Regions from separate parts of the Mus musculus genome. Here all the other regions are linked to region 4. The links are chromatin loops, found by intact Hi-C in ENCODE. Cell type or tissue: left cerebral cortex. All regions are shown on one strand. Links, peaks and the distances in the headings refer to the core of each region. The heading gives the core; the rest is flanking DNA.

What was found. Hi-C counts contacts between places; a loop is a spot of excess contacts. Peaks named below come from ENCODE experiments on the same cell type or tissue, not always from the same donor. Only the 100,000 strongest peaks of a DNase experiment are listed, where the experiment ranks them.
Region 1: a loop joins it to region 4, with 4 times the contacts of the local background. A loop is called at or near these places in 3 of 42 quality-filtered maps.
Region 2: a loop joins it to region 4, with 2.8 times the contacts of the local background. A loop is called at or near these places in 2 of 42 quality-filtered maps.
Region 3: a loop joins it to region 4, with 2.5 times the contacts of the local background. A loop is called at or near these places in 6 of 42 quality-filtered maps.
Region 5: a loop joins it to region 4, with 4 times the contacts of the local background. A loop is called at or near these places in 16 of 42 quality-filtered maps.
Region 6: it touches region 4 in a loop (2.0-fold over the local background); 2 of 42 quality-filtered maps call a loop at or near these places.
Region 7: it touches region 4 in a loop (11-fold over the local background); 2 of 42 quality-filtered maps call a loop at or near these places.

What each region holds. Positions count from the first base shown.
Region 1 is chr14:64,621,858-64,626,280 of GRCm38, forward strand. It overlaps Gm36924 (a long non-coding RNA gene), which reads left to right and starts at 2,720. Exons shown (of 3, transcript XR_383509.2): 1 at 2,720-2,835. In left cerebral cortex, for the core only: CTCF peaks have their summits at 2,595 (motif pointing right), 3,677 (motif pointing left) and 4,277 (motif pointing right); DNase peaks (open chromatin) are centred at 338, 1,461, 2,227, 2,614 and 3 more places; H3K4me3 peaks cover 334 bases; H3K27ac peaks cover 1,541 bases.
Region 2 is chr14:64,397,657-64,402,079 of GRCm38, forward strand. The region is part of intron 1 of Msra (methionine sulfoxide reductase A); the gene reads right to left. Among named protein-coding and RNA genes, the nearest start is that of Gm52130, 6.8 kb to the right of the region's middle. In left cerebral cortex, for the core only: no CTCF peak of the experiment used is centred there; DNase peaks (open chromatin) are centred at 830, 2,591 and 3,572; H3K27ac peaks cover 4,000 bases.
Region 3 is chr14:64,568,864-64,573,286 of GRCm38, forward strand. No RefSeq gene overlaps it. Among named protein-coding and RNA genes, the nearest start is that of Mir124a-1hg, 17 kb to the right of the region's middle. In left cerebral cortex, for the core only: a CTCF peak has its summit at 1,878 (motif pointing left); DNase peaks (open chromatin) are centred at 2,283 and 4,066; H3K27ac peaks cover 2,446 bases.
Region 4 is chr14:64,124,109-64,128,531 of GRCm38, forward strand. All of the region lies in intron 5 of Msra (methionine sulfoxide reductase A), which reads right to left. 9630015K15Rik (RIKEN cDNA 9630015K15 gene) reads left to right here. Exons shown (of 4, transcript NR_167725.1): 2 at 1,472-1,586; 3 at 2,150-2,312; 4 at 3,296-3,523. Among named protein-coding and RNA genes, the nearest start is that of 9630015K15Rik, 10 kb to the left of the region's middle. In left cerebral cortex, for the core only: CTCF peaks have their summits at 1,893 (motif pointing right) and 4,111 (motif pointing left); DNase peaks (open chromatin) are centred at 1,919, 3,272 and 4,114; H3K4me3 peaks cover 535 bases; H3K27ac peaks cover 3,443 bases.
Region 5 is chr14:64,438,340-64,442,762 of GRCm38, forward strand. It overlaps Msra (methionine sulfoxide reductase A), which reads right to left and starts at 2,701. Exons shown (of 6, transcript NM_001253712.1): 1 at 2,371-2,701. The coding sequence starts at 2,506. In left cerebral cortex, for the core only: a CTCF peak has its summit at 2,331; DNase peaks (open chromatin) are centred at 2,356 and 3,209; H3K4me3 peaks cover 1,427 bases; H3K27ac peaks cover 3,150 bases.
Region 6 is chr14:64,178,996-64,183,418 of GRCm38, forward strand. All of the region lies in intron 5 of Msra (methionine sulfoxide reductase A), which reads right to left. Among named protein-coding and RNA genes, the nearest start is that of Gm52129, 18 kb to the right of the region's middle. In left cerebral cortex, for the core only: no CTCF peak of the experiment used is centred there; DNase peaks (open chromatin) are centred at 2,116 and 3,427; H3K27ac peaks cover 4,000 bases.
Region 7 is chr14:64,750,563-64,754,985 of GRCm38, forward strand. Kif13b (kinesin family member 13B) reads left to right here. Exons shown (of 40, transcript NM_001081177.2): 20 at 944-1,093; 21 at 1,406-1,534. Gm26225 (a small nucleolar RNA gene) reads left to right here and starts at 3,356; the gene lies at 3,356-3,490. In left cerebral cortex, for the core only: a CTCF peak has its summit at 2,376 (motif pointing left); a DNase peak (open chromatin) is centred at 2,368.

The DNA of each region.
Region 1 (4,423 bases), core at 303-4,302, 500 kb after region 4:
TACATAAAATAAGTAAATAAATCTTTTTTTTTAGAGATTAACACTGTGCTAACTCTATTGTGTTATGTTTATTGCCCTTCAACAGGAAGTTTCTAGATTCGTCCTTCTTCCCTGAAAATAGGTCTGCTTCATTCACCCTTCACCATGATCTTCCATGACAGGCTTACGCAACAGCTTAATCATACATTATGCTGATGGCGGACATCTGTGTTGTTTCTACCCTGCATTACTGCTCCTCTTGTGAATACACCCTTGCTCCCCATGTGTGCAGGTTTCCCCAAGGAACGAATCCAGGAGAGAATCTGCTTCACCTGTTACCATTGCCAGCCTCTTCCCACGGCAGTTATGCTAACTTGTATCAGCAGAGTCTCTGTGCTCCTTGTCCTTAGCAATGCTGGTGAGTTCAGACTTTTTAAAGGAACTATTGAGAAGCACTACTGATGAGGACAGGAGAGAGAAAAAGCAAGCAGTTTAAGGATGATACCTTGATTTTGTGGCCTGGGCCAGAAGCTGGAAATGTCCCTTGGTCCAACCCTGGCTAGAGGCCAGAAATGTCAAAAAATATTTGGGGGCTCTGGTCCCTGGTCTGGTTCCTTAATGATTTTAGGGTCTCAATTCTTAAGGCAATTATGTTATAGGGATTTATAGCCTTGGGGCTCTTGAAGATGGACCCCCTCCCTCATAATCAACACCAGAGCCTACCTTCTGTTTCCCTGGCAACAGTCTCTCCGTATGCTTTAAATTACCATATAAAGATAAAGGATGCACACCTTTAATGTCAACAGAGGCAGGTGAATCTCTGTGACTTCCACGCCAGTCAGGGTTACATAGTGAGCCTTTTCCTTAGTGTCAAGGGTCAGGGCCGGAGTGAGGAGGGATGGGAGGTGTTCTTGGCAAGGAGGGGAAATCTTTGTAGCCCACAGCATTTGAGTAGATCGTGGGTAGAACTGTGTATTTCCTCTTCTTGCTCTCTGAATCTTTCTCATACTTGGTGGGAAATAATACCCTTTGGTGTTCTTTCCTAAAGCATCCTTGCACAGCTTCCAGGGATTGTCCAGACCGGGAGCATAGAGCGAATGAAGAAAAGACAGACACAAAGACACAGTCACACTGGGATCGGGCAGATCAACTGGGCTTTCTGACGGAGAAGCCAAAGGGCCCCAAAGCTCAGCATGTTTGTTGTATAGAATTAAACAGCAGTGAGGTTACTGCATACAACTGAATAGGGAGGCAGAGTTATTAGATACAGATAAACAAAGAGGTGGTGTTATGGTGTACTGCTAGATCAAATGGACAGGTTTAGCTATTCTCAGTGAGGGCAGCCTCTGTAGGGGAACAGTCTTCAGACAGTAAATATTGAGAAGAGAGAGAGCTATAGGGTACATAATCAACACCCCCACTCAAAGCCCCTCACGGCCATGGCTGTGCTCATGGCAACCATACACATTCACTCAGTGTTCACACACTTAGGGCTCTCTCTGCTCTCCACAAAAGCACTTTGCATAAATGACTGTATATGTTATTTTTAACAACAAGTAACTTGGTGCAGAGTTAGAAAAGCAAGAACATATTGTCCTTGCAGGTCACAATAAAGGACAGTTGCTAGAGGCTGGAATGTAGCTCAGTTGGTAGAATATTTGCCCGGGGTACACAAAGCCCTGGGTTCCAGCCATAGCTCTACAGAACAACAACAGAATGAAATGGGCTGCAGGAAGCCTGGATAGTGGGTGGTCTGGATACTTTTTGTAAGAGGTACAGGAAATCAAGGAGCCTGAAATTAGGTCATGTATAGCTACTTATGAGTGTCAGAGGAAGTCTGATCAGATAAAGCACTGAAGACAGTATGCGCTCCTGCAGTGTGGAAAGCAGATCAGAAGCTGTAAGAGAAAATTTCAGAGTCCCGAGAGATGAGATGGCTCAGCTGGTAAAGGTGCTTGCGACCAAAGCTCAGTGACCTGAATTCAATCCCTGGGCCGTCCTTGACGGAGAGAGAGAGAAGTGACTCTGCAGGTTGTCATCTGGCCTCCAAAGGCACACACATATCTGTACCTGTACTGGCTAGTTTTGTGTGTCAACTTGACACTGGCTGGAGTTATCACAGAGAAAGGAGCTTCAGTTGTGGAAATGCCTCCAAGAGATCTAGCTGTGGAGCATTTCGTCAATTAGTGATCAAGGGTAAGAGGGCCCATTGTGTGTGGTGCCATCCCTGGGCTGGTAGTACTGGCTTCTATAAGAAAGCAAGCTGAGCAAGCCAGGGGAAGCAAGCCAGTAAGTAACATCTCTCCATGGCCTCTGCATCAGCTCCTGTTTCCTGACCTGCTTGAGTTCCAGTCCTGACTTCCTTTGGTGATGAGTAGCAATGTGGAAATGTAAGCTGAATAAACCCATTCCTTCCCAACCTGCTCCTTGGTCATAATGTTTTGTGCAGGAATAGAAACCCTGACTAAGACAATACCCATATCCATACCCATACCCCCCCCCACACACACACCCATACACACAAAAAATAAATAAAACAGACCATTGTGAAAGCATTCAATAGCTCAATAGCTCCCAGAGGCTTCCTCCTAAGCTGTAGTATCACAGGTACCCACTAGAGGGCAGTGCTTGCTCCATGCAAACCCGGCTCTAGTTTTTTCTTCTGAAGGCCCGCAGGGATACAGGCTGCCTGCCAAAAAAAAAAAAAAAACTGAATTTTTAAAGAAACAACCAAATTTGGTCCTTCAGTTTTTGCTTGTTTGGGACACGGATGATAAACACATTAAGTTTCTGAGCACTCGAAATGACCAGTGTTACAAGATCCCAACAGCTCCTAATGGGTTTTTTAATTAAAAGGTAATTACATCATTTCACCCTCCCGTGTCCTCTCCCTTCAGCTCCTTCTATGCCTCTACTTATTCCTTCTCAGATTCATGGCCTCCTTTTCTGATGTGTGGGGAGAGTGGGTGGGAAATGCTTAAATACAACCGGACGAGTCCATTTAGTGTTGCTTGTACGCGAAGATTTAAGGGATGACAATTAAGGGGCTGATTTCTGGGAGAGGCTAATTCTTCTCTCAGTAGTCATTAGTTGCCTGTAGTTCTTTGTCTAGGAATGCCCCCCGCCCCCAGACGTGCCCCTTCCCCGTTTGTATGTCTATTGCTATTGTCTGTTTGCACGTCTCTCTATTGCTATTGTCGTAGCTCAGGTTTTGTTTCATTAGCTGTACTGCAGAGGCATCATGGATGCAGGTTCCCTGCCGTTTCCAGGAGACACAGCCTCACAGGAGATTTACGGTCTCGATCATTTGGCTCTTACAAGTATTCTGACCCCTCTTCTACAGTCTTCCCTGAGCCTAGGTGCGGGAGTTGTGTTGTAGATACAGTTGTTGGGGCTGGGCACTCCACACTCCATTGTTTCTTTGTATTTTAACCAGCTGTGGCTTTCTGTGATGCTCTCCATCCAGTGCAAACAACAGCTTCTTTGAGGAGGGGTGAAAGCTCCACTTGCCTGTGGGGTATAAGAACAAGCATTTAGGGCTGGAGAGATGGCTCAGCAGTTGAGAGCACTGACTGTTCTTCCAACGGTCCTGAGTTCAAATCCCAGCAACCACATGGTGGTTTATGACCATCTGTAATGAGATCTGATGCCCTCTTCTGGTGTGTCTAAAGACATCGACAGTGTACTTATAATTAAATAAATCTTTTTGTTTTTTTTAAAGAACAAGTATTTAAAATATGGCTAGGTAGTATGTTGTTCTGGCAAAATGGCAGGCATAGGCTCTCATCTAGGATCCATGACATCACTAGCCCCAGGTGGTTGGTTAGATTTCCCATATCCAGCAAGAGTTTCCTCCTTTGAGCAGGCCGCTAAATGCCTAGATATATGATTATCACTATTGCACCTTTAGAAATGCCTTGCCAGGCTAATCATGGTTGTGGTTCATCGAGGTGACATCTGGCCAGGAGTGTCGATTGCTTTCCTCCTTTGGGGTCTTGCACAGAACCTTCTAGCGCTGTGAAAGACAGGTCCCTAGTTTTTAAAATGTAGATTTCAGGTTGAAAGGTGTAAGTTCTTCAGAGGCTTTTGTCCAAAGTTTACAAAGATGGTAAGAGGAAGGAAATGAGGGTGCACAGCGCCCTAGATGTGTGTGTGTGTGTGTGTGTGTGTGTGTGTGTGTGTGTTTACATATAGTACATATTTAATGGTCAAGACTAACAACCAACAAAGCTCAGGAGGTCTGGGAGTCAGCACTGCAAACTCCGTAAGTGAACGACAGAGGTTAAGGCCTGCCACGTTGAGAAAGCATGTTAGTCACAAGGTGGCGATGTTGTATTAATGTTGACTCCCCCCCCCCCCCAACCTTTGAAGCTAGACAGACTAGCTTTAATCCCAACCAATCAGGCAAAACAGAGCATAACAAAACAAAAATAAAACAAGCAAA
Region 2 (4,423 bases), core at 327-4,326, 270 kb after region 4:
GCAGGCTTCCCAAGTCTAACCACAAACAGTAGTATGCAGGACATGGAGGCCAGAAAGTCTCCCCGTAATCAAGACATGCCTCAAAGGAAGCTCCAACCTTCCATGCTCCCTGAAACAATCTGTCACAATTACTGGACTCATCTGGAAAATCTGGAAGGCTAAGCCAGTCTACTGGGGTCACTCATGACTGACAAGAGCAGCAAGTGCTTCAGCATAAAGAGGGAAGAAGTGAATTGCATCAGGGCCTCTTGTTGAAGTGTATGCTTTCCTTTCCTCTCACAATTTAATATCTCTATTTAATGACAAAATGAATTATCCTCCAAAATAGCAAATGTTCACTACCTTTCTAAATAATAAAATACATTTTTCCAGCACACAAACTGATCGCTTTACTCTTACATCAGAACTGATGTGAAATTACATGTCATGAATTATTCATGTCACTCAATTTAATTCAATTATTTTTACTGAATTTCATATCTAATCCATAAAAAAAAAATGTTTAACTCAACCACCCCCAAAATCATGCCTGCATTCTTGAATAATAGATTTCTTGCAAAATTTCAAGGAAGATAAGTGGCTATCTGGTTAGAAATGGCAAGGCAGATCACAATCACAATGATGAAAATAATTTTAACTATTTAGCCATACCTCCTGTTCTATTTACCGACTGATGTCTCATGGAAGATAGCCTATTTAATATCAAACTAGAATCAGAGCAGCAGGGAGAGAGTCTCAGATCCAATTACAGCACCACAGCCATTTAGCTCTTCTACAGAATTCCTACCTAGAGCAGGCAAGTGGCCAGAACGTGGCAGCACCACACCCAACAAAAAGCTCAAGCTGGGATTTGCTGAAAAAGATTCTCTGAATGGCCCAGGAAAAGCCATCTTTCCCCTCTCCCTAGACATAAGCCCTTTGCAGCCCATACCACCATATGCCCTTGCTTCTCTGCCTTCTCTTACCACTTTCCCCCTGGAAATGTTGACACTTGCTCTGATGGTCTTCCACTTGTCTCCTGATCTGCCTGTCCACCCCAAATCCTGGCATCACTTGGGGCCATCTCACCTGTCCACAAAGTTCCTCTACATCTTCGAATCCCTTTTGTTTCCACTCATGTTATAGATACCACCAAATATGTACCCCTCTACCCATGCAGCCCCAGGACCAACAGGCCATTATTTGCCGCTGCCTTGCACAGTCATTCCCAACACACCCATTCTCCGCAGCATCATGCTTCCACTGCTGCGGCCCTACTCCATTCTCTGGGTATGCTTGCCTTTCCACCCAGAGCACAATTCAATCTGTCTTTTTCACAGGCCAGAGATTAGCTTGCTTGCTTGCTTGTTTACTTGCTTGCCTGCCTGTCTCTTTGGGGACAGGGTCTCATGTACCTCAGCCTGGCCTCAAATTCCATGTAGCAGAAATTGACTCTGAACTTCTGATTCTTCTGCCTGTACTTCCTAAGGGCTGAGATTACAGATGTGCACCACTGCACCCAGTTTATCAAGTGCTGGGGATGGAACCTAGAGCTTCATGCTTACTAGGCAAGCACTCCACCAACTGAGCCACGTGCACGTCCCAAGTCATCTAGCTTTGTACTTCCTTTATGCCAGTCATCTAGCTTTGTACTTCCTTTATGCCATAAGTTCCCAGGGACCTGCTCCCTACTGCGTGGCTCCCACAGAGAGGATTGCTCTGACAGAGCAGGCTGCAGGTTCCACTGAGCTCTGGTCTCTTTCCCTTTGGCTTCTGCCTTTTGTCATCTTTCCTTACCAGCTTCAGGAAGCTGTCTCAACTCCTTGAGGGACCTGTGTGCTTGATAGATACTTTAATTTTTTATTTATTTATGTAAGAGTCTTGCCTGCATACCTTGTTTGTTAACACCTGCAGCATGCTGGATAACACCCTTAGCTCTTTCAGCATTACTATGGTAACGCACAGAGTATTCTCTTTAGAATGGTGTCATTCCTCTGTGATAGTCACAATCCCACTTTTCTGGTAGATTCATATCTGTAGTGGCCAAAGGCACAACTCCAAGAGTTGGAGTTGGAACTCATTGATCCTCAAGTAGTTTAAGAATATGTTATGGGGGTAAAATGGTCCCCACAGACTTATATTTTAAAATTTGGCATGCCAGCTAGTGGTGGTATTTTGAGAGATCATGGAACCTTTAGGAAGTGGGCCTGGGGAAGGTGTATGCTTTGAGATTTATAACCATCCTTATTCCAGTCCCGTCTCTGCTTCCTGATCCATAGAGGTGTAGGCAAGCAGACCTACAATCTCCCACCACCGTGAAGCCACCATATCTTCCCTGCTGTGGCGGACTGTGTTCCCTCAAACTAAATCAAAATAAATCTCCACTCCCTTATGCTGCAACCACATCCACCCTCACCAGATCCCTGGACTGTTCTGAGCATCTGCCTCTTCTTCCACCCCAATCTACAGGACACAGCTTGCGGATGCCACAGCCATGGGCTGCTGCAATGACAGGTATAGATTGTAGATAGGCAGATCTGTGCTACATGGAGTCCCTCTCCTGGCTCCAACAAGCCCCCTCTCCACCTCCTCTTTCTCAAACCTTTATATGCCTCAGGATCTCACGCCATCATCTCACTCCTACCTTGCAGAAAAAGCTAGGAACCACCCACCATCACTAGCTGCATCCGTGCCAAAGCCTCATGGCACCCGTACCATCTCAGTGGCATTTTTAAGTTACTAGCTTTCACTGAGTTCTAAAATCCTGAGCATGATGAGTGCAAACAAAAGCTTCCATCTCTCTGTGTGATATGTATTAGTCCACATCTCCAATCCATCAGCCTCTTCCAATTAGTAGAGCAAGCACTCAACTCAACAATGAGAATCCCATAGCATGCTTAGTTGGCTCTAGTAATTGTGCCCTTCAGTAGGGGAATTCTGCCATGGCCAAACGCAGGCTGGGCAATCTGCAAGAATCCATTTTTAACCAATCTCTCAGCTGTCCAGTCTCCTAACAGTGTCACCCATTGGCCAACACACTAGAGCCAGAGAGCCAGAAAGCCCTTTGGGGTATATGTAGCCCATCCAAGCACAGAATAGGGTACAGAGCAGGTCTAGAAAACCGAATGGAGAGTAACTTTCAGAAGAATTGATTAAGTACAGCCAAAACTGATCCCCAGAAATACTGGAGGCTCTAGAGGATGTGGAAACACTGAATTTGCCATCTGTGGCCACACTTCCATTCTTATAACTGATCTCTCCTGTTCCTCTTCTTGCCTAGGGTAGTAGAACTGATACTAAGTGCTGTAGGCTCTGCCCACCCCCATTGGTTTCTCTTGACCCTGACCATACCTTTGTAGGCAGTGCTAAACTGCAGTCATTTACCCTGAATGCACTTCTCTGATCCCAGCCTGCCCCAGGAGCTTCAAGTAGTGTAAAAACAATCCAAAACTTCATTGTCCCCAGCATGCTACCCAAGTCATAATTCTGGAGCATATCCTTCCAACCACGTTGCCTCTTCTGCAGAAAGGCTCAGCTTCACTGACCATCTGGAACTTTCCAAGAATTGAGCACTCAAGACTTTTTTTTTGTCTGGCACAACATCTCTGAACAGTTCTCTCTCCAAGATGAAGGTTGAGTGTGAATCACCATTGGGACCCACATACTGATCAGAAAATCAAATACACAAACAGTGCCTTACCCTAATTGCTTCTCCATCTAAAGGCACCCCACACTTGAGTCATTCAACCCACACCACCAGCAGAAAATGAATGCAACAGGACCTCTGTCACTTCCTCCAGATGCTACGGAATGTGACCAACAAAAACACAAATGGCAGGCCCTGCTGTGTCCTGTCATCTTGTTCAACAAGACTCTTTTCTTTCCACAAAGGCCTGTTCATATTTTATTATAAAGATCTGAATTGTATGGACAAATTATATATCACTATTAGAATATGCCACAAATAATACCCCAGATAATGGGTCACCATGGAGCTAATAGCTTCAGTTCTCCAAAGTGATCTTATGCAGATATAACTCTGCCCTATAAGGAGGCAGAATTGTAGTCTATATAGATGTCCAAAACGCTAAAAGGTGACCTCTGATCCCACATGCTTAGAGGAGGTTTCCAAAGTCCTAGGAACAGAGGTATTTCCTCTGGAGCAGTGGTTTTCAATCTTCCTAATGCTGTGACCCTTTAACACCTCATGTTGTGGTGACCCTCAACCATAAAGTGATTTGCATTGCTACTTCATAATGGTAATTTTGCTACTGTTATGAATAATAATGTAAATATCTGTGTTTTCCAATGGCCTTAGGCAACCCCTGTGAAAGGATTGTTTGACCCCCAAAGGGGTCACAACATACAGGTTGAGAAACACTGTTTTAGAGTCTCCAAAAACTGCTTTAAGTATGGCTATAGACTATAGAGGTCAGGTCAAAAA
Region 3 (4,423 bases), core at 231-4,230, 440 kb after region 4:
TTAGCTTTGGAGTCAGAGCAATCCTCCGCCTTGGAACTTGGCTGTTATTTTTCAGAACTGGGGCAAATTCCCTTACATCCCCTCTTGTTCCTCTACTCCCACCACTTAACTCAGCTCTCAGAGACACAGGAAGATTTTTGAAGCTTCAAGGACTATATCAGGGACAGGGAGGTGGATCAGTGGGTAATGGCACCTGCTGCCAAGACTGACACCCTGGGCTTGATTTCTAGAAACCACATGGTGGAGGAGAGAACCAACCTTCACAAATTGTGCTGACTTATACACAGGCACTATGGCCTACACAAGTGTATACACACACACACACCACAAATTTTAGGTCTATAAAAAACATTTAAGAATTGTATCAGCCAAGCTACCATGCCAGATGACTGGCCATTCACATCCCAAAACTCCACTCTGCCTTCCTTTCCCTCCTGGTGACTCCCCAGACCCCTTGCCTCCAGTGCAACTCTCCCACACCAAGCATCTTAAACAGCTCAGATCCCAGGCCCAGGAGAAAGTCTAGGAGACCTTTATGAAAGCCAGCGTTCAGGGAATTGTAGGGGATGCTGCCGCTGGAGACAACAAAGGGGAGAAGGTTTGTCAAGGTCTATAATTCACACTCGTGGGCAGCTTTCTGTTGTTCTTCACACGACCATCATCATCATGGGAATTGTTAAAAGGAAAATGCACTTAATTTATCACAAGCCAAGATTAAAATATCCTAATTAGAATGAAACACAAGGATTATCAAGGCATAGATCCTAGTCTGGAAATATTCCCAAACTAGTTTGGGACATGGCAAACCAACCATCTGCATACCAAGAGTCCAACTAGGTTTCCTGGGAACCTGGAGACTATCTCAAGGACCTAGGAGTGGATCTAGAAAAGAAGTTTGTTGGGCTCACAAAGGGGAATTAAAAGCTCAAGTTATTTCCATGCATCTGTTGCTTTTGTTTTGAAGTTCTGAGGCTTAACCCACAAAGTGTGTCCATCCTAAACAAGTGACCATGAGCTACAGTCCCAGACAAAAGCAGAGGTTTTGAAACTAGAAGACCACATTCTAAGTCCTGATCTGACTCTATCTTGTGTCGTGTCACTTGCATACGACATGGCCCCCACAGATTTATATGTCTGGACACTTGACCCTCCATGGGTGGCACTTTGTGGGGGTAGGATCTCTAGGACTGTGACCTAAGTATCAGAAGTCAATTGTAGAGGGTGGGCCTTAAAGCAGATAGGCATTTCTGGTCCTGGTCTGGCTGTCTACTTCCTGATCCACCAAGACAGCAGTTCTCAACATGTAGGACACGACCCTTTGGGGGGCTGCATATCAGATATTTACATTGTGATTTATAGCGGTAGCAAAATCACAGCTATTAAGTAGCAACAAAAATAATGTTATGGTTGGGGATCGCCATAACATGAGGAGCTGTATTAAAGGGTCACAGCTTTAGGAAGGCTGAGAATCACTACACCAAGACAAGACTAAGCTCCCACAGTCCCAGCTGCCGTGCCAGCCCTGACGTAACAGAGTTTTTATCACCTGAAACCATAAGCCAGGAAAAAAAAAAACCCTTCTTTGCTTCCATCAAGTATTCTGGTGCAAAGAGGAAAGAAGAAATGAATACAGTGTAGTCTTAGAAGAGCCACCTTTAACTTCACGTTCCTTATCCTATAATGAGAATGACACACACAGCAAACTTGGCTACTTTGCAGATGCGTTGGTAAGATATAAAAGTGCACCCTACCTTGGGGCTGGAGAGATAGCTCAACAGTTAAGAGCACTGACTGCTCTTCCAAAGCTCCTGAGTTCAAATCCTAGCAACCACATGGTGGCTCACAACCATCTGTAATGAGATCTGATGCCCTCTTCTGGGGTGTCTGAGGACAGCTACAGTGTACTTACATATAATAAATCTTTAAAGAAAAATTTTAAAAGTGCACTATGCCAATGCAAACCACAGTTAAATGAAGGGGAAGCATTTTCTGACTGTCCAGTTGCAATGTCTACACTCAGATATAAGAGGCATGAGGGCAGCCTGGGTCCTCCTAGCAGGCAACCAACGCCAACCACAGAATCGTGTCCCTGGAGACAGGTCCTCCAGAGCATTTAGATTCCAAAAGAGCTCTGTCTTCAAGGAGAAAAACCAAACACACCAAGTTTGACCTCAGGGGGTGAGTCTGTCCAAGCCGCCCCTAGGGTGCGGGGCTGAGAGGCACAAAGGGAGAAGATGGCTTTCACAGGAGGAGTTGGCCCAGCACATTGGCTCCAGATGGGATTTCAGCTGGAAGCACACAGAAGCAGCTGAGCTCAAAGAACACTGAGGTTTTCTGGACCTGCTCTCTGGCTGGCGGATGAACCGCGTCAAGGGGAAACGGAGGACAGGTGGTGCGGACAGAAGGCAAAGGAGACAGGATTAGAAGAAGCAAGGGAGAGGTCACAATGGAGGGTCACATTCCAAATCTTTCACTTGGGTGGAAATTTTCAACAAATACAACTGCCGCAGGATGCCACTAGATCTTCATTAATAGGGGAAAAAAATCAGACCAAGGATCATAATAGACTGTTAAATTGGATGAGACCTTTCAAATGACTGACACTCCCCTGCCCCATCTTCATTTTACACATAAAAGGATGGCCAGGAGAAAAGTTCAAAGTCAGTAAATGAGTGCCTTGAAGGAACAGAACAGGGACTTAGATCACCTGATTTTTCGGGTCAGTGTGTTCCTTGCTATCAATAATTGAATGGATCCTAAGACAGTACAATGAGGCAAGGTTTTTTGTCCCTTGATTTGCAAGTGTGTGAGAACAAGACCAATGGCCAGAGCCAATGTTTGCTGGTGGTGGTGGTGGTAGTGGTGGTTGGTGGTTGGTTGATTGGATTTTAAAGGGGAGTTAGAGGGGTGGCTCAGTAGTTAAGAGCACAGTTCTTCTATTGGAAGACCCAGATTCAATTCCCAGCACCTACACAGCAGCCAACTACCTTCTGTAACCCCAGTTCCAGAGGATACATGCCTTTACAGGCACTGCACACAAGCAGTGAACTGAGAGAGAGAAAGAGAGAGACAGAGAGAGGGAGAGACAGAGGGAGAGACTGAGACAGAGAGACAGAGACAGAGACAGAGAGACAGAAAGACAAAGGGAGAGGAAGAGAGAGAGAGAGAGAAACACAACAGCTGAGGTTGTCCCTTCTCCCATGGTACATAGTATACACATAGATGTACCCACACAAAATAATAACAACTGAATGCAAATAATAGTAACACGACTATAACAACTAAATACAACACTACAGAAATTTAAGGAATGAAAAAAGGTTCTTTCTCTTCATGTGAGTCACAATATGAACCACATGGGTTGAGTTCTCTGGAACATGGCCTGGTGAGGAGACTTGCACTCTGGAAGGTTGTAGAAGAGTGTATTTGGAGAAACATCTGGGCAAAGGGATTGTCAGGGTCACAATAAAAGCTTCAGACAAACTTCCATTGCACAGGGCTGTAATTCTAGCACTTAGGAGACTGAGGCAAGAGGACCGTGAGCTCAAGATGGGCTGTGTAAAGCGTCTTTATGGGGAGGGGGCGCAAAAAATGTTTTAGCCACAAGAGACTCTGGCATCCCTTTAGAGAGGTCCAGCCTTTTGACCTAGCAGTGACGTCATTGGATGTGGGATGGAGCTTCAGATGTGGCATCTCTCCTTAGATAAGAGCCATTCCTAAAGAATTAAATTTGGCCCTCAGCAACCGTGCATCAGAAGCTAGAAGAATGGAAGCTACAGAGCAAAAACAGATCTTGGCAACCCACCAACAACATCCCTGTGATGGTCCAGGTTTGGGATGAGAAGGACCACAGCCACCTGAGGCAAGTTTGGCTTCAGGAAGCTTATCAGGTAGCATAGACTCAAAGAGCACACAGCCCCCAGCCTGATGAAGGCTTTTCCTCTTAGGCCTTCAATCCATAGAATAAAGAGCTGTAGCCCCATGTTCAGAATGTTTCTAGCAGTCATGCAGGGTTTTCTCTGCATCTAGTGAAGCCATGTGATCCACCTATCCTGCTCTGGGCTCCAATAATAAACTAGGCATAGCCCATTTGTTATTCTAGTGAGCACTCATGAGAGTGATTCACCCTCTTTAGTGTGGACTATTACACAAGAAACTGGATTTTATTTGATCATATTCAGACACATGCCCATGACACTCTTTTATTTTATTTTTAGTTACGTGTGTGTGTGTGTGTGTGTGTGTGTGTGTGTGTGTGTGTGTAAAAATACTGACCACAGTGGCACGGGCTTGTAATCCTAGCCCTTGGAAAGGGAGAGACAGGAGGATCTTCGGAGTTTATTGTCTAGCCAGCTTACCCAAATCACAGAATTACAGGCCAGTAGGAGACCCTGTCTCAAAGAATAAGGTGATGAAAAATGAC
Region 4 (4,423 bases), core at 223-4,222:
CGGAGCTATTTGGGGCAGGAGACAGATTAGGAAACAGACATGGCTCCCTGTGGAGTGCAGCCTTGCCTTTTTCCCTTTTGGATTTCAGCTGTGTTCTCAGTCTATTTTATTGCCAGTTGCCCTGAAGTGTTCAAACATACGGCATTAGAAGCTCACTCTGAGAGCTGAGTTCGGAGCAGCGAGCCTGCCCATTGATGAGGGCACTGGCCAGGCTACAGTTGAGATGAGCCGGACCCTCAAATCTGCCAGTCAGCAGATCTCACCTCTATGCTCAGTGCCGCTCACTGCTTCAAGCTCTCCCTACTCAGCCCTCTTAACTAGGAGGGAGATTTGCTGCATTAAGGCCGAGACTGCCTGGGAAGACTGAGGATCAATGTCCAGTCGGACCACACAACACAGAGGAGCCACAGATTTTTTTTTTTGGTAGGCAAGCAATTGTTGAGGGTTTACTATATGCCAGACTCTAGGCAAAGACTTTCAAGTGTTAATATCTGTCTCATAGCAGCCACCAGTGAAAAGTTTTACTGTCCCCAACCATATAAAAACTGTATGTGAGATCATGTGTCTGATGTACGTGTGTGGCCTGATGCCTGGATACCACACTGCCCAGATTCTAGTACCAGCACTCACCCATTTTCTGCCCCACTCATTGGAGACACCAAAGTGGAATTTAGTGGCTGACACAAAGGAGGGCTGAGATTTGAGAGGCTCAGTCACGAGGATGGATACAGGCATCTGTAAGACTCTGCCACAGTCCCCCCAGTCACCTCTGGGGTCTTTTGTTCCTGGGCTGCGGGCAATTGGGGCCTTGTGGCAATATGTTTTTGTGGTTCAGGGATGACCCTATATTGTCATGGTCTATTGCTTTTCTAGGCCTTTGCCCTAACTGCCCTTCAAAGGAGTCTGTGAACACCCGGTTCTCTCTGCAAACTTCATCTCTGAAACACCTTGAAAGCTCTCTGCTCCATGGTGGAACCCCGGCTAGCTCACCATCTGGTAGCAGAGTTTTCAGGGAAAGGGAACCTCAGGAGGATGAGGACTTGGGCCAGAATCTGCTGGCATGGCTCCATCAGTCGGAGCAACCTCACTACACAAAGGGTGGGCATGTCCTGGGAGTGCCGCAGTAACCGGGGCCATCCAATCATCACCAGCACCTGAAGGTGCAGCTCTGGGACACGGGGTGGTGGTATGGATGGAATGCTGCGCTAAAGAGCAGCTCCATGCCATGAAAGTACATACTATCTGCTTCAGGTGGCAGGGAGCTTGCAGAAAGAAAAAGTCAGGTCAGCATTTGACATTCTTGATCCAGGACAAGGAAAGGAGATGAGAGCTCTGTGATCACAATGGCTCTGCCTCCTGTGGCTGGGTCTACGTACTCGAGACAAAGGCCGAAGTGAGTGGCATTCACACCTTCCTGGTCTCTGCCCAGAGGTGCACACACCTTTGCCCTCAGACAGCACTCTTGTTCTAGGGGCATCTGCTTAAAGGGTGCTGCCCTCCCTTGAACCTGTCTATGTGGGCCTCACGCTCTGGGAAGGGGACTCCTGTTTTAACCTCAGCTATACTGCCACCCGAGGGCCGAGGGGGTAAGTAAGTCCTCTGCTTCCTTTTTCCCTTCCCAGGTCACCCAGGTGTCTATCCTTTGGGAAGGTGGACAGGGCCTGGCTCCTCCTCCTATGTGGCCCACCCATATCCTCTCTTTCACAAATGATAGTCCTTGTATGGGTGAGAGGCAACCCCAGACTTGGGACCTTCCAGAAGCTCCTCGAGGCTGGAATGTGGGTAGAGGCCTCTCTGAACCCTCCTTTCCTCAGAGGCTGCCCTTTCCACCCAGGGAACAACTGGGCAGTGCTAGGGAGCAGGGGAGGCAGCAGAGCTGGGATTCATGCAGTACCAGTCTTGGCCACAAGATGGCAGAAACTTCACTCATAAAACCTCTTTGGAAGCCATAGGAAACTCATGAGATAGACTTTTTCCTTTTTTCTTTTCTTGAACCCCACCCAGCCTAGGAGACTGGCTCTTCTTTCAGGCCCTACTAGCCACCCCTTGGCACTGAAATGGGTTCTGGGAAGGAAGACTGATGAGGTTGGCTCAGATCTGCCAGGCATAAGGTTCCTGTGCTGGACAGACCCCTGTTTCTGACTCGCAGGCAGGCAGCCCCAGCCTGGTTCACCAGGTGCCTCTTCCTTGGCCACAGGCCTCTGCCAGGACCAGTCCTTCCGGAGGAGAGTGCCGGCTGGCTGGACCATTCCCTTCCCACCTCCCATCTTGCTGACTTCAAAACAGTGTCTCAGAATCTCAAGAGTTCAAGGGTTTGTGTCTTTGTTTTTTTTTCTCTCTCTCTCCTCTCTCTCTTTCTCCCCTCCTCCCTCTTCCCATGCTTTCTCTTCTACTTTCCTCTCTCCCTCTACCTCCACTTTCTCCTCTCCCCCATCTCTGTATCTCTTTCCCTCTCCTCTCCTCTCCTCTCCTCTCCTCTCCTCTCCTCTCCTCTCCCTCCTCCTTCTTCCTCTCTCTCTCTCTCTCTCCTCCCCTCCCCTCCCCCTCTCATCACCTCTCTCTACCTTCCTTCCCTCCCCTCCCCTCCCCCCTCTCATCACCTCTCTCTACCTTCCTTCCCTCCCCTTCCCTCCCCCCTCTCATCACCTCTCTCTACCTTCCTTCCCTCCCCTCCCCTCCCCCTCTCATCACCTCTCTCTACCTTCCTTCCCTCCCCTCCCCTCCCCCTCTCATCACCTCTCTCTACCTTCCTTCCCTCCCCTCCCCTCCCCCCTCTCATCACCTCTCTCTACCTTCCTTCCCTCCCCTTCCCTCCCCCCTCTCATCACCTCTCTCTACCTTCCTTCCCTCCCCTTCCCTCCCCCCTCTCATCACCTCTCTCTACCTTCCTTCCCTCCCCTTCCCTCCTCTCCTCCTTTTCCAGTATTGGTTTTTTTTTTAACGTATGCATAAATGTATGGGGAAGGATATCACTTTAAGAACCCAGGTTGGGGTGACACTTGGCTCTGGAGATTTCTAGGTCCCCTAAAAGAAGGAATCAGCCCTACTTTTGTTCCAACCCTCTCTTTCCTTTCCCTGACGTGACCCAGGGCGCCTCGCAGGCCTTCCTTCTTTTGCAGATCCCACTGAGGAAGCTTCTTTCTGTCCAGTGGGCACTGCGCCAGGCTCACTGCTCTCCTGGGAAGGCATTAGCAGGCACAGGAAGTGTGCACCCTGCCAAGTCTGCCCCCACCCCTCACCCTCCTGAAGGAGTCCCTGCTGACCCTCCATATATGCCCCTCTTTTGTGTCTGAAGAGATCCTATGAGCAAGCAACTGTGGGGTAGAGAGCGGCCTTCCTCCAGAGCCCAGTGACCTCAGGCCCAGACAGATGGCCTCAGCCCAGCCGCACCTGTGAACACCACAGATGTAAGGAAGTGTCCAGCAGGGGCACAGTGGGCCCATCTGACCTTCAAGGCCTGCCTGGGGAAATCCATTCTTTTAATAAAATTAACAAATAAATATGCCATTCCGCTTACTGCAAATGCTCTAATAAGTTCGTCGTTAGTCACCGACATCCCCCAAGTGCCCAGCAGACCTGGTGCACGGCATGGAAACCGCATGCTCCTCCATCCCTGGGAAAGTGGGCCAGGGACCCCTCAGCTCAGGCCAGGTGGAGCGGCAGCAGGGCCAGCGAGAAACATGTCTGGCCCCAGAGCCAACTCTGACCCTGGTCCTGATCACAATCTGAGAAGCTTATGAAGAGAAGCGGACACATTAGCAATAAGGAAACTCACCATGAAAGGGGGGGTACCTATAATTCAAATTTCCTCACCCTTCTGTTATTGAAAGTAACATTAATTTTATTCCAAACCCCATCTCTACCCACCAAAAGAATTTAGGCTTAAGTGTTAGATCTTTATTTATGTCCTTATTTGTAAAATGTATCTGTGTATTTAATCAATGTTCACTTAAACATGTTAATGGCATGGAATCAGTTTTCTATAACAGAAGTTAAACTTGGGATCCACAGGAGCCACAGAAAACTGGGGTCTGACTTCTAGGAGGCTGGCTTCTCTTGCCTTAGGGGGAAAGGTCCAGCAGGACCAGGGAGGAGTGGAGGTCGATTCTTCAGACTGCCCTCTAGTGGCACAGGGAGCTTGTACCAGGGACGATGCTTGACTGCTTCTGAATCTAGAGACTGCTTAGTTTTCTTTTGGATCTAGTTCTAACGAATTCTGTGCTATAGTGTGTCTTACACACACACACACACACACACACACACACACACACACACACACTGAAACACACACACAGATACAGAGACACAGAAACACACAGTCACACATGGGGGATATATACACATAACCCCCACACGCCGTAGTGGGGGAGGAAGGGAAGAAAGGAGAGAGAAAGGGAGATGGAGACAGAGATGGAGACACAGA
Region 5 (4,423 bases), core at 193-4,192, 310 kb after region 4:
TCTTAATTACTGAGCCATCTCTCCGGCCCCCACACAGACTTTTAATTAATCTAGTTACCAGTCTCTTGATTTTCTAGCTGTGGATGCAAAGGCCTTCCTCACACTACAATTATTTCCCATACTCAATTCTCCCCCACCCCACTCTTAACTGAAGAGAGCACAGGTGGAATTATATGCTGGTAATCCTGGCACTCAGGAGACCGCAGCAAAAACTACTGAGAGTTCAAAGCCAGCATGGGTTACACAGTGAGTTCAAAACCAACCTGGGATGCACATTAAAATTATATCAAAAGCAACATATATGCATGCATTCATACATACAACATGGGAAGAGTGGTTATATCAGAAACTCTAGAACATAGTGCTTCTACCAGGCCCACTGTGTGCTACCATGTAAGCAGGAACCAGTCACCCAAACCTGCTCATGTTTCCATCCATTCGAGGTGGCCCAGAGGAAAGAAAAATTTAAAAGCCTTGAAGGTTTGAATCTTGCCTTCTTGCAGAATGTAAATCTGCCACCAGGCTGCAGCTGATAAAAGGGTACAGCCATCTTAGAGAATGCAAAGAGGGAAAGTCTGAAGCTGAGATGGCGGGTTTAGCTCCAAAGGCATCTGATGACAGTGCATGGCTGGGACTAGGCAAAGCAATACTAAACAGATGGGCCTTGTCACCTAAGAGGGGGCTCCACTGGCCACAGGGCTCTTGAGAGAACGGGGTACAGATAACAACAAGACTCAATAGATCATATAGAGACATGAGGAGAGCAGAGGCTGCAATAGAGAAGGATACAACTTCCCAACTAGGAAATATAAAGACTTTCATATTCATCATGGTCACCAAAACTTATAAGACGTAGTGAGGCACAGTGTTGCTGGAACCAAAGGCAACCCTAAGCAACTCCTCTAGCTTCCCTTCTCTCAGTTACTTTAGATCCCTCCCTACCAGAGACCCTCCAGCCTGCCATGTGACTGGGCGACATGACACCCATGCTCCTCTTATACTTGACTTTTAAAAAATCATTAAGTTTGGAGGCTGTGCAGCTGTGTAACCTATCAGAAGTCTCCCTCCATCTCTGCTGCAGATAACCCCTGGGACGTGTCTGTGGCTTTCACTGTATTTATGGTTCAAAGGAAACTCAGCGTCAAAAACTCCATGTTGTATTCAACTGTATTTCTACTTTGCACTCAAGGAATGTTTGTTTGAACTGAGTAGCACAAGGTTAATGGCTTAGCAAAATCTCCTAGCCTCTCCTCTCCCCTTTCAAGTCTGAAGAGATCAAGATAAGATATTTCCACTGTCCACAGAAGTATCCAGTAGCCTTGTGATTACGGGTCAGGTCAACGGATCGCTGGCCTCCAGGTTTATGACGCCTAACTCCAAACTAGAAAGATACCTAGAGGCCTATAATTTGTCAGCTCCTGCCCTAAACCCCTCTCCTCAACCCTCTCTGCCTGAAGATAAATGGAGCCTGAAAAAAAAAAAAAAAAAAAACAGTTTACCTGGCCACCTTCTTCTGGTTTTGCTAACTTACCAAATAAGTCATTCTCTTTGTCCCCACTCTTTCTAAAATATTCAGGTCCCTTTCCAAGTGGAAAGCACATGAACTTGGATTCTGTACTGGGAACAGTGAGAACCTTTCAGGAACGAATACTCCCAAGAGTGGGGGGTTAGAAACATTACAATAGGGCTGACAAGGTAAAAGGTCAACAAGAACTACAATCCGATTTCAACTCCTAGGTCCTAAGTGGTGCAAGGAGAAAACTGAGTCACACAGGTAATCAGCTGATCTTCTCACGTGCGCCTGGGGCTTAAGGGAGCACACACAGACACCTCTTAGAGGCTTCATCCATAGCACGTGGAGTTTCTGCAAACGGGGGAGACAACCCAGCATGCCCTTGAAATAACTACAAACTGGGGAGGGTTCTTGCAACCAGCTCTGGCCGAAAATTACACTTCAAAACCTAAGTTCCCAGCGTTGTTAGGTCTGCCTCCAGCGCTTCCATGAACTGGCACCGCTAGACGCTCCTAGAGGCCTAGGTGAAAAGGAAGACTAAGGCTGGGCTCCCACCAGACTCCACTAGCCCCAAATACGGAGCTGCAGACCAGCAAACGGGCTGGGTCGATCCCAACGCTAAAGTCTTTCAGAGCGAGACTCAAACAAAGAGAAGCACGCAGGCAGGAGACTGCCCAGCTGAGCTCCCGCCCTTCCCGGGCTGGGGGGCGGGAGAACTGGGGGGAGGGGGGGATTCGCTGCTTCTTTGCGCACGCGTAGACTCCGACCTGGGACCCACCCGCGGTCCCGCACGTCTTCTTCCGGGAGGGCGCTGTGCGCAGGCTCCACGCGCATGCTCAGCAGCCGTGCCACCTTACCTGTTACAGGGATCGGCTCGGTGCGTCCCGGCAAGGCTTCCTCTGCGGAGATGACTTTCGAAGCTGAGTCGCCCATCCTCCGTACCGGGTTGGCGCTAGAGAGGAGCTGGAGAGCCCTTCTAGAGGCGGAGAGCATGGGCGGCGTGTCCGTCTCGCGGGGCAGACCTCCAGGCCTGGCTGTCTCTGAGGGACAAAGTTCCCAGAGTACGTGAAGCCGCGCGGGCCAAAATTGATGCTGGCTGGGCGCCACCGCGGGAGGTCAGAGTTGCTGCCGTTTCTCCACCTCCGCAGCCAGGGTTCCGGGTGCGATGTACTCACTCAACCACAAAGTAGAAAAGGGAAATCAATGTGTGTGCATAAAAAGGCAGCGAGCTAGAAGAAAGGCAGACCTATAAGAGGATGGCTAGATGGACAGCTAGGAAATTTGTCTATTTCTATCGGAACCATCTTGATAAGTCACATCGATCCAAAGTGAAACCAAAGCACAATTCTCAACACCACAAAGGATCAAGTACTCAACATGAAATATAAACATATAGTGTGTGTACGTGTATAAATGTATAAATACATTCTTCAGCGCATCTCACAGCCCATAAAGTAAACAATGTAGGCACAAATACATTGTTAAACGCTTTATGTGAATGAAGTTAATGGTGAAGTTGGACCAGACGGACTTCAGAAATTATGAGAGAATATTCCTAAACTGAATCTCTAGCCTTAATCTTTAGGTGGCTAGGACCAGATGAGTGATTTCAGAGGTCCTGTATGAGATTTTTGATTTACACACTGCCAAAATGGGCGGGTAGTCTCACATGAAGGAAGGAACTGAGGATTAGCGCCCACAGGGATTTGAAGCTTTGAAGCTAAGCTTCTCCGTGGGTTTAGTTACCACTTTGTGTTCATGTGGGACTGTAATATAAGGACTAGGATTAGTGTACTGCATAGAATGTTGCCAGACACACAACGTTAAACAGATTAAGGTGTTTGTCTTATAATGTAAAAGTCTCCTGGGCCAACTTGTTCTCAACAGTTTACTTGTGGCTTGCTTTTGCTGTGACATTATGCCAAGCAGGTTCTTTCTACGAGGCCTTGCCTGAAACCATCCCAAGATCCAAGATGTCCCGTCCAGGCTTGAAGAGGGCCTGGTCACTAAAAAAAAATGTGTTAAAAAAAATTGTACTTGTAATTTACTGCCCTTTGACACACAGTGACTTGCTTTTTCTGTTTTGTGGTTGACAGAACAAGGGTCATGCAAGAAAAACTTCGTAACTAAATACTGTGTAACGGAAGAATTTGTAATGTTAAGGGAAACTGCTTGTGTAATGTTAGGTATCCCAGAACCACAGTCCATAATATTTAGTATGTAAGATATATATATATATATATATATACACACACACACACACACACATTTCTACTTACCTACCAAGGGGAAATGAGTTTAAAAAAATAAAGTAAAAGCATTGTTTAGAGTTTTATTATTCAGAGTAGTGGGTCTCTTACTAAAGTTTCTTTCCTGCCTTGTGGTCCTAGAAATCCAACTCAAAACACCAAGCTTGGTGGCAGGCACTTTTACCTGCTGAGCCATCTCTCTGGCCCCACTTTAAACATTTTGAGGGTTCTGTGTACACTGTTTAAATGTTTTCAATGATCCTAATGGTTGTACTATACTCATGCAAGCATTTTGAAAGAAAGAAGCATCTCAATTTCTTTAAAGTTTCCTTCATACAAGTTTAACCTTATTTAACAAACTAGCTGTGTTGGCTGAGTTGTTTCCTGGCTTGTTTGTTGATTACAAAGTCTCTCTCTGTAGCCGTGGCATGGAATTCAAAGACCCACCTGCCTCTGCCTCCTAAATCCTGGGATTAAAGCTGTGGCTACCATATCAAACCTCTGAGATTTGTTTTTTGAGGAGAGAAAATAATTATGCTATTTTCAGGACTAAGCATTGCTTTTCCTTTAGACTCCAACAACTTCCTTCTGAGCCAGCCTCCATATTTACTGTCACGTGCTGTAATTACATCCTAATTACACTCAGGCTTCTGGCAAGTTC
Region 6 (4,423 bases), core at 230-4,229, 55 kb after region 4:
CATGTACCAGACAAGCACTTGACCAACTGAGCCACTGCCTCAGGGTATACGTTTTCAAAAACAAAAAAGAAATGAGGAAAATGATAGAGAAGTTCCTTGAGAAAAAGCCGAATCCTGAAAGCCGGCAAAGAAGAACCAAGTGACATGAATAGGAACTGTTCCTATTCGAGAAGAAACAGCCAAAACAAGAAACAGAAAAGCGTCAACATGCTTGATAAGGCAGCTTCCCTCACATTCAAGGAGGTTTAAAATGACATATTGAAAAATGCATGGCACACTTCAGACCATCATCCCAGAGTGACCAGTACCAGTAGTAGGTGATCTAGAAAAACTCCAGGACTGAAATCTGAGGATAAGATCCCTAGGCATCTAGGACAAAAGAGCACATGATTTGTAACAAAGGAGTTTAAGCTATCATATGCTTTTGGATAGCAATACTTTAATGCTAGCAGAGCTTGGATGATTTTCTTACTTTTTTTTTTATTCAATATACTCACACTTCTGATAGAAAAGGAAGTGTGGACAGTTTTTATACCCAGCAAAACTGCCTTCCAGTAAGGGCACACACTGCAATCACCATACAAGAATTCAGAGAACATCATTTCCATGAGGTGAGCCTTCACTGGGAATCTACTAGGAAATTACTCTCAGACAGCTGGAACAATGAAGGGGCATCACATAAAGATGGAAAGTGAGTGTTAACCATGGTGCCACCCATGGAACCAAGACTGGAGAACTACAAGGGGGAGATACAGTATGTGTGGACTCTATGGTCTGCTACTGCCAACACAATACAACTGTGGGACATGGGAGGAGGGAGGATGACAGCATCAAATACATTGAGGTGCTGTCAGTGTTGCCCTAGATGGTGCCAATACTATTACTGTTATTCTGAAATGATTGTGATAATCGTGGGAGGTTCCCATTCTGTGGTTTGTTTGTTTTTTTAAAACAAGGATTCTTGGTTTGAAGAGAAGAGATGTGGATGAGACTTAAAATTAGTTGAGTGAAAACTGTAGGGCTTGGGATCTGAAGTATCAGTTTGAATTCACAAAGTATTGACACTTCCCCTTACATGCACCTCATATATGTATGTTCTAAAACCTGGGGGTGGGGGTGGGGAGTAATGACCAATCCAGTAGCCTAAGAATTCTTTGCCAAAGAGATTGGGTCAGGGTCTAGTTGTGTGGACTGAGAGATGATCAACACACTGAACTGCAAACTAAGGTTGGTTTATCCAGACTGCCTGGCTCTGAAACCATCCTTCTCTTTGGGTACGGACTACTTGCTCCAGGCTTCCCAGCTACGTGAAGGGGTTTCAGGTCAAGGCAAAGGCTCAGTATTCTGGAATGCTGGGCCCATCTTGACTGTGGGACTGCAAAGGGTCTGGACTTCTGTTAGCTTCAATGTGAATAGGCCATTTCTTCAAATCCTTTCTTTAAATATGAGAATCAAGTTTCTCGGTTGCTGAGAGTCTAGGATCCAGTTCCTATGGAAAGGGACCATGACTGGATATGATCAAACTCCAAGGACTCTCTACTGTCCTACTCTGACCCCCTGTCATATGATGGCTGGGCCTTCCTGGTGTAGACTCTCAGATTTGATGGACTCCTTCCCATATCTGCTGTGGAAGCCCTCCTAAGACCTTCCTCTATCAGAATCTTCTTTCTGCAACTGGAGTCCAACCACCAAGAATCCAAGAGCAGCCTGGTTGCTTGACTCTACAGCAACTATGTCATACTGCCCAGGCCTCCAGTCCTTCATGTATTAAAGAGTTGATAGGCCAGGCTAGTCTACTCCTCCCTGCACTAGCTCTGCCACAGCATGCCATCATTTTCTGTCTCTTACCCATAGTTAAGAACCAGGGACTCAGGACTTCTGGATGCAGCAATGCCTTAGCTGGGAACATCCTTCCATGACTTTGTTTGCTCTAGCTCAGAAATTGAGAACTGAAGGGGTAGCAGTGTGGTTGGTGCACACTCTATCTCCCAGTGTCTCTGAGTTGACTTTCTCTCACCCACTCTCCATCCTTCCAGGGCCAGTCTCTTCTCAGTCGTGCATCATTACTCAGCACCTATATGTGCTCTGCGTGCCCAGACCATGTGCTAGGCAAAAAGGAGTGACGGGGGTTGGCGGTGGTGGTGGAAAGAGAAGCTGGAGGAAGAATCCTAGCAATGCAGATGGTGAAAGAGACAAACACAATCCTGTCCTGAAAGAAGTAAAGATATTTGTGCAACCATGACAGCAGTGCACAGAGGGAGGAAATGCAGACAACCCAAAGAACATGCGACACTGGGCTGGTTAAAGCCATGGTATATCTATTTAACAGACACTATGCTTTATAACTTGGCAATGATAACAACACAATAAAATAACATTTAAAGTATGAAAGATATTGCAGTTGCTTGAAAGAGAAATGTTTCTCATAGGTTCCTATATTTGAGCATTTGGTCCTCAGTTGGTGGCACTCTTTGGAGATGCTTAGGAGCTGTGTGGCCTTGCTGGAGGAAGCATGCCACTGGAGGTGGGGTTTTGATATTGTGATATTTCTGGTTTTCACTCTCTGCTTTATGCTTGGTACTAAAGATGGGAACTCTCAGTTCCTGCTACTTGCTCCCATGCCTCCGCCCTGCCATGATGAAATCTAACCCCCTGAAACTATAAACCATAATAAACTCTTTCTTGTTTCCTTGGTCACAGTGTTTTATCAGCAATAGAAAAGTAACTAGTACTGATAGTAATAAATATTGATCTATGAAAAGTTATGATACAAAACAGAATGTATTCTATAGTAGGGCCTTGTTGCTTAAGGTATTTGTTAGCAGCACACATACAAAAATAATAAAAATAGGGTTGTGAGATGGTGCAGTGGTCAAACATGTCTCTGCAAGGCTTGCCTAGTGACCCAGGACCCACATGGTGGAAGAAGAGAGCTGACTTCTACAAGTTGTCCAGACATCCAGATATGCTTTTTGTGGCAGATATACCCCCTACCTCACCCTACTCCAGAGACAGACAGACACACACACACACACACACAAATAAATAGACAAATAAACATAAAAATATCATTTTTATTCTCTTCTTGCTGCTTATCTGTGTTTTCCTTAATAGACATTCATTCACTGAAAAACAAGGGTTAAGACATGATCTCCCAGAAAATTTCTTAAGAATTCACTGACCCCACTCTATGTGCCCTGAGTCTGGGTGTTTATTTTGTGCTACACAGTGGGATTTCACAAACAGTGTGGGTTCCACTAACTCAAAGTCCAACTGCGTGGAAACTCAACTTGAGACTCAGCAAGACTTCGGTGAGCCGACTTCTCTGCAGAGTGGGAGGTGAGACCTCATGCATGCATGCAAGATCGTGTTCTTCATGGCTTCAAAGCAAAAGAATACGATGTATGTAAAGACTGGAGCTAGCTAAAGAAAGATACATCAAACAAGGCGGAGTGTCCCTACACATTCACCGCATATACAAACGCTAACCCACAGATAGCAGCTGGGACAGGGGGTGGCCGCAACAAGGTGCAATATGGCAGCATCTTGCACTGAGAAGTGCATTCTGGGACAGGCTAAGACAGTGTAAAATCAATGAGAACTCACCGTGGCTCTCTTCCTTGTGCTTTGGGATATTTTTCTCTACACCAATGGTCCTGTTTCCCCTTTCATAATAAGGCTGTTTGCTTCTTGACAGCATTTTGTTCCGTTGTTTAATCTTTGTGGTTTTGAGATACAAAATTTCCTACACATTAGATGAAAAACTATTTCTTTGCTTAATTGTTCTGTGTAGGGTTCAAAAGAATTTTTTGAAGTGGAAGGCTCTTGTACTTAGCATCACAGAACGCAGAAGGTGAAGGGCAGTGAGTGGGAGTGGGAAACAATGGAGAGAGGGAGAGAGGAGAGAGAGACAATATGATTCTGATCTTCTCAAAGTCATTGTCTCCCACAAACATGTCCAGGTTTCTAATGCAGAACTGCAGTTGAAAGGTAGGACCTGGGCTCCCCACAGAAATCACACGGAAGCACAAGAGATTCTCGAATCCTGCTCTCTTTCCAGGGCTGACTCCCGACACAAGAACACAGATCCTCCATTCCAAAGCTACGCACCACAGCCTCTGAGGAAGGAAGGACCAACAAGAAGACCCCCATTCACTCCATCACTTGGGCCTCTCCTGAGCCCTCCAGGAAGGAGCGTGGCAGCAGTCAGCAGCAGCGATTCAGCCAATCTCTAGGGAAAGTGCTGAACAGAAAGCTTGCTGCTACCCGAGGGGTTTTTCTTGGGCAAGACCCCAAGAGGCTGACTTTAGTCACAAAGTTGATTCTCTGCAGAAGGCAGCTCCATCTCCCAGGATTGTCCTGGAGTGTGGCAGCTAACTTGAACATGACTTTGCTCTGAAGTCTTTGTCTCACAGTGAAACTG
Region 7 (4,423 bases), core at 290-4,289, 630 kb after region 4:
TCTAGCAGAATTTCCCCTTTCCATCTGTCAGTGAGTGTGTCTGTCTCAGGTTGCTCTGGGGTTCTCTTTGAGGTAGGGGCCAGGCCTTCTCAACACACTGCAGACGATTACTCCTCAGTCGATGGGTTCACACTCATCAGTGCACCCTGGTGTTCGCACTGCTAGGAAGGTCCCTGAAGGCATTGAGATCCCAGAGTAAGTGTCCAGCTCTGTCCTGGTGCTGCTCCTCTGCCGACACGTTTCCTCGTTCCCTTCAGCCATGCAGTTGTACGTGCTTAAAACAAACACATGTAGCTTGTTGTTTTTGTCTACAAGTTTCTTTTGGACACGGTCTCTCTGTGGCCCAGCTTGTTTTGAACTCAGGCTCTTTCTCACTCAGCCTCCTAGGCGGGATCATGGTGGAACACTACTACAGCCTGCTACCTATACCAGTGTTTTCAATCCTGTTGGGCCCGTTTCCACTTGGAGTTGCTTTCTTTCTTAGCTTTTTCTTTTATTTATTTATTTTTAGATTATACTCAATAGAAATGGCTTTTTATGGTTAGGTAATATTTTTGCCTAAATTTGTAATTTTCTTCAGTATTCCTCTCCTTCTTTGACTTAGAGATAGGTATAAAAATGAATGCCAAAAAAGTTCAGCTGCTGCTGTTGCTGTCCTAATTTGCAGTAGTGTATTTAGCAACTCAGGATCTTCTTGCCTAAAAGATCAGTGAAGAGGTTAGTGCTCTCAGTTGCTGCTTTTCAGTCCCTGAGGCAGGAGAATCTCTGTGAATTGAAGACAGCTGTGGCTTGTATAGTGATTTCCAGATTAACCAATGTCATGCAGTGAGACCCAGTCTCAAAAAAAAAAAAAAAAAATCAGGATATAATGGTAAAAGTTGTTGTTCAGATGATTCTTTTTTTTTCCCCTCTTTTGAATTTGTATGTTTGGAATTTCTTTTAGGTTAGCCGGTCCTACTTCAAGCGTGCTGACCCATTCTATGATGAGCAGGAAAACCATAGTCTCATCGGTGTGGCCAATGTCTTCCTGGAGACCCTGTTTTATGACGTGAAGTTACAGTATGCTGTGCCGATCATCAACCAGAAGGGAGAGGTTGGCTATCACTGCCTCAGTCAGCAGACAGCTCAGGGGACAGTGAGGGGTACTGACAGGACACTTGTTGTTAATATCTTTGTTTTAAACCAGTCCTAACTAGTGATAAATATTTGTCTCATGGGCACCCTGGGTTTCCATTGGGCTGTAAGGAGGACTTTCCTGTTTTACTCAGATTGCAAAGCAGCTGTTAGAAACTCACCTTTAGTGCCTCACACATTGTTACCCTCTGGCTTTATCAAGGAAGACAGGTCCTGGCAGGCCGAAAGAACTCAACCCAGAAACCAGCGTTTGCTTTGCTTCCTTCTTCAGGTGGCAGGCCGGCTGCACGTGGAGGTGATGCGACTCAGTGGGGCTATTGGGGAGAGGATTGCAGGAGGAGACGATCCTACAGAGGTCAGCTCTGAAAAGGAAGCCCAGGAGAACAGGCTGGTCTGCATGGTAAGCCAAAGACCTCGTCTAGAAGGAGCCCAGGTGGGACCATCAGTGAGATTGTAGGTTATACAATAAACTCATTTTCAACAACTTATAAATGCCCGTCTTCAGAGAAGTCTTTTAGTGTTCAGTATCTTGGGGATTGTGTTTTGACACACTTCTGGGAAGACTCACTCAGCACTTCCAGTACTTTTTCTCTGTGGGCTTGGACCAGTCACCTCTTCTCTGCCACTCATTGTCAGGGTGAGTGAGCTGCTTACCTGTCCAGCCCGTGTGGGTTTTCTATTACCGGAGCTCTCCAGCTCTGCCTCTCTATGGTCCTGTCCCTTAGCCATTTCATTTTCACCTGGCCTAGCTTCTCTGTACCTCCCTGGTTACTTAGTGCCTCTGCATGTGCCATTCAAGCCAACAGTTTCCAGCCCTTTCTATCTGGTCTTCCTGTGCATGTTGTTCATGGCAAACCGTGAGTGTTATGTCAAAAAGCTATGTCAGGTACCAGGGTAGAGATGAAAGTGCCAGGTTCCTGCTGTCCAGTAGCTAGAGATATGTGAGTATGAGCAGAAGCCTCTAGCGCAAGATCCATTGCTGTGATACTGCAGGTACCAGATGTGCCTGTGTACAGAGAAGCTTGAATTCAGATGATAGGTGCTGAGGGAGACTGAGGAATATTCTGGGAGAATGAGACTGTAAGAAAGGGTGTCAGGTAGCACCAGATTTACAGGCGCTGTGGTGTTTCCTGGTGAATAACATGGAGGGTCTCATGTTCTCTGGCACCTGCTCCTCTTCCCTCTTTATGCTGCAGTCCTTGTCTGAATCTCCAGATGCCCCCTAGTGGGCCAGTGCTGCTAGTGGTTCAGAATCCTGACAGGATTTGGTGACAAAATCAGCAAGAGTCTTTAGTTTAAAGGATATGACTAAAAGATCTGTGAAGAAGCAAGCCTAGGTCAGCTCTTAGTTCTAAACTCATCCTAGGTCAAGCTTTTGCTCAGTAAGTATTCTACAGTTGAGGTTGTCGAAAGGAGTAAGTTAGCACACAGCCATAGGAAGGGGGAAGCTGGTGCTGCTGAGAGCTGAGCTGCTTTCTGCAACTGTCTGCATGAGGAGGAGGCCTGCAGTGCTCTCATCAACAGTCTCGCTCTTGCTCATTTGTACTTGGCTTCACAACCTCCTCCTTGAGGCCATGTGCTTGCTCATCAGAGGTTGAGATGTAAGTTTTTTGGCTCTATGTGGCCATTTCTGAGATGACAGACAGTGATTACATCTCTGGGAGGTCGGCTGTCACAGTGTAAAATATGCCTGGCAGTGGTGGCATACAGCCTTATCCCAGGATTTGGGAGGCAGAGGCTGGTGGATCTCAGAGTTTGATGCCAGCCTGGTCTACAGAGTGAGTTTTAGGGCAGCCAGAGCTATGTGGAGCTACCCTGTCGCAAAAAAGAGGAAGAATGGAAATTTGTCACTGAAAAAAATGTGTGTCTGAGATAACATGGCTATTTTTAACAAATGTTAAGATTTAATGGAAAATAGGAAGCATGAAAGCAGGAAGGAAAGTGGTGCTTCCCTGCCCACCTGCTCCACAGTGTCCAGCCGCTTAGCGTGGCTCGGTCATGCATGCTACCCCACCCTGACCCCTACCCCAGGAGCACCTTGATGCCACCCTCGTATCAGACTTCACCTGGAAGCAGCATGTGGCTTCAAAATATGGGTACTTAAAGAAAGAGGATCATCTGGGTGTGGTGACACACGCTTTGATCCCAGCACGGGAGGCAGAAGCAGGCAGATCTTCGTGATTTCTAGGGCAGCCAGGGCTACACAGAGAAACCCTGTCTTCCCCAGAGTGTTGAGTTCAGTTCGGGGCACCTTCCCTGTTCTGTTAATTAAGCTTTGGGACATTGACACTGGCTGAGGAAAAAAAAGATTGAATAGAGAGTATTACTCTATTCATATACTTCCTAGCCTACACCCAGAGAGAGAGAGGGGAGAGGGAAGGAGGGAGGGAGGGAGGGAGAGAGAGAGAGAGAGAGAGAGAGAGAGAGAGAGAAGCCCTGTCTTGAAAAACCAAAGAAATAAAAAATAGGAAAAAAATTTAAAAATCAGTCAATCAAAATAGTAATTCCTTTAAGGCCATAAGCCGTGTAGTCAGCGTTCTTAAGTGTCTTTGGTGGGATTACCCAGGTTTCTTTTATGTCCAGATTCTCTCTCTCACCTTGAGATCTGCTTGTCGTGCCTGTGCTGTCCTGTTGTTCTGTTCATTGTCATTGCATGTCATGCTCAGCGGTGCTAGGCCCAGGTTGGGAGTAGCAAGGCATAATGTACCATAGAGTAGGAAAGCAAGAGTGTGATATGGGTGGTGGTGTGTTTTTATTTCAAAATTACTGGTTTGTAAAGTTGTCTTCATGTCATAATGAACTCTTAGATTTAAGACTTTGACTCCTGGGTATTCATTACTTTTATCAAAGCTCCAATGTTCCTAAATTTGAGTGGTGGCAGTCCCTTCCGTTGCCCCACGAACAGTAGACATTTTGCCTCATCTTGTCCACATTTCCTTTTCTGGACCCAGAATCCACCATTTCTTAAGAAGCAGTGTTCATTTAAGTTAGACATACTTAGAGACCAAGCCCTAGCTGTAGAGGCTCATTGTGTAAAAAGACAAGGGCAGATAAGACATCACACGGAGAGAAGCTCCTGTGGAAAGTCAAACGTGGGGATAGTTTCGATTCCATGAGTGAGGGAGATGATTGGCCCTACAGACATCTGCGTTTGTTTTCCCATGATGAAAGATTATGCCCATATTTCTGTTTTCAGAAACATTGCATTGAAAGCTCCAGGTGTCATCAATTCCTGCCAGTTCACTTTGGCTCTTTCATGTAGAGCTGCAAATTGAGCGCTATCCTGACA